2 separate regions of the Mus musculus genome follow, and region 1 is linked to region 2. Evidence: chromatin contacts called from ENCODE POLR2A ChIA-PET data. All regions are on one chromosome and are shown on one strand. The core of a region is the stretch at or near the end of the contact, and the rest is flanking DNA. Distances in the headings are between cores, read along the strand shown. Region 1 holds the start of Sh3tc1 (SH3 domain and tetratricopeptide repeats 1). Region 2 has its middle 11 kb from the start of Htra3.

Region 1 (2,847 bases), core at 114-2,613, 39 kb before region 2:
GGTAGGGCAGGGTGAGGAGCAACTGACCACTGACCACTTGTTTCTGTCTAGATACAGACAGCAAAGAATGAGGGGATAAAGGAGTGAGGACCCTGGTATCAGAGCCAGCCTGAGTTGTGGGGCCCCAGGAATACGCCTCTCTAAGTCTGTTTGATATCAAGCCTTTTGGGGACACCTGGATGATAGTTTCATTGGGTTATCACGAAGCCCTATGGCATGATCTAACCAAAGAGTTAACATCGTGGCAATGACAATTTGAACATACTACAGCCATGTCAGAGGTCAAAACGATGAGAGCTGAATACCTCCTAACTCTGTCTTTTGCAGAGGGGAAACTGAGGCTCAGGACAGTGACAGGTCTTGCCAGAGGGATTTCAATTGAGTCCGACTGGGGTTTGGGTGGCCCTCGGAAAGTCAGAACCATGTGGCCTCTGCTTTTTACAGTCTTTAGGAAGATCCTATTGAAGAGCCCTGGACCAGAAATGTACTTGCCCCTGCTGGTTGGCCCTGGAGTGAGTGCCCTGCATATATTGGGGGAGGCTCTCAGAAAATCCCCCTGGCCATGAGCCAAGAGAGCAGCTTCTGAGACAAACAGGATACTGCTCTGGGCGCACAGTGGGGACAATAGCCGGGAGAGGAAATGCCTCCAGACCCATGTATGGGTGTGGGCTTGCAGGGGCCTCTATTGACACAGCTTCCAGAAAAATAAGGCTGGTGGAAGGTTAGCATCTGGGGGGGCCTGCATTCTCTGGGGAGAAGGAGAGAGAGAGGGAGAGAGGGAGAGAGAGAGGGAGAAAGAGAGAGAGAGAGATCACAATGCACCTATACCTCCAGAACTCCTCACAGATGGAGACAGGCGGGAGGTATCCACAGCACCTAGTGAGTGTGGGAAGCAGAACTGCTCCATCTTTCACGGTGGACACAGCAAGGGCCTAAGAACAGGAGACGGGCCTGAATCTGGGCCACAGGGACATTCTCAGGTCAGGCTACAGCCTGTGGAAAGGTAAAGTGTGTGTCCCCTCCAACCCTCCCAGGCTTGGCTCAAGGTTGTGGTACTTGTGAGCAGAGAAGGAGACTGGACCCTTTCTTCTCCCAGAATGCTCCCTGTTGGTGTCAGTGGGCTCAGATAAGGCCAGCGGCAGAGTGAGAAGCAAAACGTGTGTATTTTGTGTGTGCACATGCAGACATATGTGCTAGGTCTGTGTATATGTCTCTAAGGCCACCCACATGTCTGCATTGCATGTGTATGCACGTGTGCAGAAGGGAAAAGGGAACAGAGAGCTGGGCTGGGTTTAGCAGGGCAAGAGAGCCGGCCTCCCGTGGACTTCCCCAATCTCAGCACCAAGGGTGTCCCCGGCCTTTACCACAGAGCACGGGGCTGGCAGTGGGCAGGCAGGGACAGGGCCTGGCTCTGGTCCACAAGGAGCTAATGATCAACTGGCCACTGGAGTCCTTGCCGCAGCACCTCAGCCTGCCTTGGGTCTCCAGGCCCCTAGGCTCAGGGAGGAAGTGGGGCAGGAAGCAGGGGGCGGTGGCAGTACTGAGCAGTCAGCCGGCTGTGGGCGGACTCTGCCTGTCCAGGCCAGCTGGAGACAGCCCGTAGGCCAGTCAGCAAGGAGCCGAGCCAGTAGTGGCCACCTGGCACCTGCATTCCTGAGCCTGGGAGGAAGCTGTCTGAAGAACTGATCACAGGTAAGGGAGTATGAACAGAGGGTATGGGCTGTGTGAGTGTGCTGTAATCGGGAGAGCCTGGCTTTGCCACAACTGTATCTAAGAATAGTATTCCACCTTCCTCTTTCTTCTGGCTTGCTTCGGGTTGGGGTGAGCTGTTGGAGACTGGCACTCAGCACCCCGGGGCTCTGCTAAACTGGCCGAGATTGCTCAGATGAGACCGACTGCTAATTGTGACTTCGGACCTGGCCTTCACACTGACTCTTTGCAAATGTGTCCTTGAGGTCTCAACCAGATCATGGGAATTGAGTGGCAACATAGAATTCAAAAGCCACTGGGCCCCAAATGATGAACTCTATCTAGCCTTGGTTCATTCCAGGCTGTGACAAGCACGCCTGTACTAGCATGGGTGCTTCATGGCGCCCCCGTGGCTGTGACCTGGCCTTTCTGAGGTCACTCTGGGTTTCTTTATGCTAGCCAATGAAATGCATGGCTTGACTAGAGTCACTGACCACTGTCTCTGGAGACCTCAACAGGCGCAGGCTGCGTCAGGGTTCCAGGGTTCCAGAGCCTCCTTTCGCTCCTTGTCCTCTCTGCCTTCCTCACCCTAGGATGAAGAATAGCCACTTGCAGGTGGGGCAAGAATCCAAGTTAATTGTGTTCAGGTTGAGGGATGAGACTCCCACCACCTGACTTACAGTCCCTGCTGCTATGACCCTGGCTGGCCCAAACCTTGGGTTGTACACCCGTGATAGGGGTGGGATAGGGCTCACCCTCTGGGATGAGGTTAAAGGTCAAGACTGAGGAAGATGCTGTACAGTGCTGCCGCCTTTATATGACACGTTGTTGATTTCATGAAACTTCTTGCGTCAGGCACAGTGCCTGTCTCTTTAGTCCATAGAATCACGTGAAGCCCATTTTCCCTGAGAGAAGCCTTCAGGGTATCACTGTGTTTCATGGCTGCCATAACAAACTACGACACACTTGTTCTCTTAGGGTTTGAAAGCCAGAAGTCAGAGACAAGGGTGCTGCCTCCAGAGTTGCCAAGGCAGGGTCTCTTCCACTTCTTCCAGCCCCTGCTTGTCCCTGAATGGCCCCTGCTTCTGTGTCATATGTCCTCTTCTTCTGTGTGTCTTGTTCTCTGGAGAAACCCCAGGCACCAGGCAGAGACATCAC
Region 2 (3,133 bases), core at 407-2,906:
CACCCTCTACCCTCCAGTCCTGTTCCAGTCCTAAGTACTCCTCCTGTTCAGTACCCTTGATTTCAGGGGTCAGGGTCCTCCATATTGAACCATGACACCAGGATCAATTTCTTCCGACCAGTCTCGGCAGCCACATGAACAGCAGCCATCCTCTGCCTGACTCAGGAGGGAGGAGGTTCCCAGCCCCCATAAGGCTTTTCACACAGTCACAAGCTCTCCAGGCTGACAGGCCAGCACACCCTTGACAACTTGTAGAATGACCAGACACTCTGCATGTGGCCAGGCAGGCTGCCTTCCTCTCTGAGCCTTTGGATGCTCACCTGTCAAATCCCAGTCTGTGAACAGAAATGTGTTCCAAAATGTACAGCACTCTCTGGGGGCTCTAGACGGACCCAGCCCAAGGTCACTGTGTGTCACTTGGTAGGAGTTCAAGGAAAGTTCCCATTCTGTTGACACAGCCCAGTCTTAGACCTGAGTGTCTGTCTGGGGTTGTGCACAGTGACTGAAATGCTGACACAGTGCAGAAGACATAACGCCTTCCATGCAGACAGACAACGGGACACGGGCACAGGGTGAGCCACAGAAGCTGCAGCTCAGTGTGGACTTCAAATGCACTGGTTATTTAGATGTTCCCACCTCCCTGGACACCCCAGCTCCTTGGTTCTGTTTACATATCCCCCGGGACTCAGGATGTGCTTGAGGGAGTCAGGCGTGAATGGCTAGAGGAGCACGCAGGCAGGGGATTCCAGGATTCCAGACGGAGCCAGTAACTTCTGGCTGACCGTGGGTCTCAGGGTGTGCCTGCAGAACGGGCTTCGAGAAGGGACTGATTAAGCGGCTGCCAGATGGAAGTGTTTGGAGTATGAGCCCACATGGACTGGGCGTCATGAGGGAGGGTGAGAGTCATGCTGATGGAGTAGCAGGAGTTTCCCTGGCTTTCTGGTCTATACCCCTGGCCATGGCCCGAGCGTGTGTCTGTCCAGCACCATGATCAGGAGTAGAGAGATGAAATGTCAAAATTCCTTTCAAGATAACGATTCAGTATGTGGCGGATGCATCAAGATGGCACCTGCAGGAAGTGAATAGACAGAGAGGAGAGGGGCATAAAGACTTTATGTTCACTGACTGGTGACGCCCCCTCCCTGTTTGCTCTAGTCAGGAAGCTCCCTGCCTGCTGTTCTCTCCCTGGGCTCAGCTAGGGAGAGCCCTAGGCCAGGCAGGACAAACACCTGGCAAGCTTGCCCTGTTCCTCCTCAGGCTCCACCTCCCAGAGCCCCTTAGCTCTGGGGCACACAGCTCCCTGCTCAGGCATTTGTGTCCTTCTGTTCCCCAGGTGGCAGCCCCCCAGACTCCATTGCCTGTCTCTGACATCTCTGGGGTGGCTTTTATCTTCAAATCAGGACCACTTTAGAGAGGTCCTGCATGCCCTTCTCCCAGTGTCCCTCAAGACCACGTGCTTCATAACCCGGTACGGTAGGGCCACCAAGGTGCTGGCCTTGTACTAGTGCCTGTGGCCCTGTGTCATCATGTTTCAATGGATGGCTGCCATAGCAGAGAGACATGTCTGGCAGCCAAGTGCCTCCAGCCATCCCTGGTAGCCTTGGGACTGTTGCCACCATTTCAGGCAATGCAGGACAATGACACACAGGCTTCCCTCACTGAAGCTCTGCATCCATCCGAGGCTTGTTGGGGCCAGTGACGCTCCTCTTTCTGTCGACAGCCATAATCTGTGGCTTGCTGGGGACAGACCGTGGCTGCTTCAGTCTTAGTTTGGCACAGTTGGCAAGTTTTCAGTGGTTATGAATGGAATGTGCTGTGGGCCATCATGTCCCAGCCGTCATGGGGACAAGTTGCTGCAGTGAATGGCGGGGATTCAGCACCCAGGTCACAAGGTGATAGTTAGCCTTTAAGAAGTCTGTGACCCATTCCCTGCCATTTTGCATTCTCTGGAAGGATTTTGTTTGCGATTGGGATGGATGTGCATGCATGCTTGCATGTGTATAGGGGTGTGTGTGTGTGTGTGTGTGTGTGTGTGTGTGTGTGTGTGAAAGAGGGGAGGAGGGAGCTTAGGTCCAAAGCTCACTGACTGGTCAAGTCTCCCCAGCCAGCTTGATCCAGCTTGTCTCCACATCAGGAGCACAGGGATTCCAGGTACCCATCATGCCTACCTGACTTTTCATGTGGGTGCTAAGGTTCCACGCTCTAATGTTCACACTCATATGGCAAGCACTCTACCCACCGATCCATCTCCCAAGATGCTCCTGGGAGGATTTTTGACAAAAATCAAAATTAGAAGAAAAACAAAACTGGTCCTTGCTTTTGGGCGGCATTAGATGTAGTAATTGTTCCTTGTGTCTCTAGCTCTGAATCTTCCAGTTTCTGTGAAATAAGCGTGCATTTTGCACTACATATTTTGCAACCAGAAAGAAGCAACTCCCTAAAAAGCATGTGCTAACATGAGAAGATTCTCGGGGCATCAAGCTTTTTAAAAGAGTAAGACATTGTAGGTCTGTCAGTCAACACTCACATACTCACACACATACTCACAGGATAAATTGTCCCCTTCTCTAGTCCCCTGCTGGGTGCATAACTCCCTTCCCCCTTTTGCAAGGAGCTGACCCTGCCTAAGAGAGCAGCTCTGTCCTTGAGGAAGGTTGACATCATCACAAAGGCATTTCCCAAGCACATGGGGACAGCTGAGGGAGCCAGTGTGCCTAAGATGACAGGGACAGAGATGGGAAGGCCTAACCTGTCTTTAACTCTTGGGAAGCTGGCTTAATCTCCCACTACACAGCTGAGGTGACACTGGCTTAGATGGTGGTACCACTTGCTGTGATGCTCACAGTTGGGTGTGTGTGTGTTTGTGTGTGTGACATGGTTGTGATATTGATGGGGTGTGTGAGCTCAGCTGTAGAACACTTCACAAAGTTGACAGTTCTGAATGCAGACCAGAAAACCTGTCCCTATCTGTGGTGGCTCGAGTAGGAATGGCCCCCATAGACTCATGCGTTTGAATGCTTGGCCCATAGAGAGTGGCACTACTAGGAGATGTGGCCTTGTTGGAGTGGGTGTGGCCTTGTTGGAGGAAGTGTGTCACTGTGGAGGTAGACTTTGAGGTCTCATATATGCTCAA

The links. ChIA-PET counts read pairs that join two places held with the same protein, here RNA polymerase II (POLR2A).
Region 1: POLR2A ChIA-PET joins it to region 2 with 11 read pairs in Patski. The contact joins the promoter of Sh3tc1 here to the enhancer-like site in region 2. POLR2A ChIA-PET finds 5 or more read pairs at or near these places in 2 of 5 experiments (Patski and embryonic stem cell).

Annotation. Positions count from the first base shown.
Region 1 is chr5:35,727,792-35,730,638 of GRCm38, reverse strand. Sh3tc1 (SH3 domain and tetratricopeptide repeats 1) reads left to right here and starts at 1,363. Exons shown (of 18, transcript NM_194344.2): 1 at 1,363-1,692.
Region 2 is chr5:35,689,119-35,692,251 of GRCm38, reverse strand. No RefSeq gene overlaps it. Among named protein-coding and RNA genes, the nearest start is that of Htra3, 11 kb to the right of the region's middle. Within about 2 kb of position 1,656, at least 1 of the 3 ENCODE cell types and tissues checked has a DNase peak (open chromatin) inside an H3K27ac peak, as active enhancers do.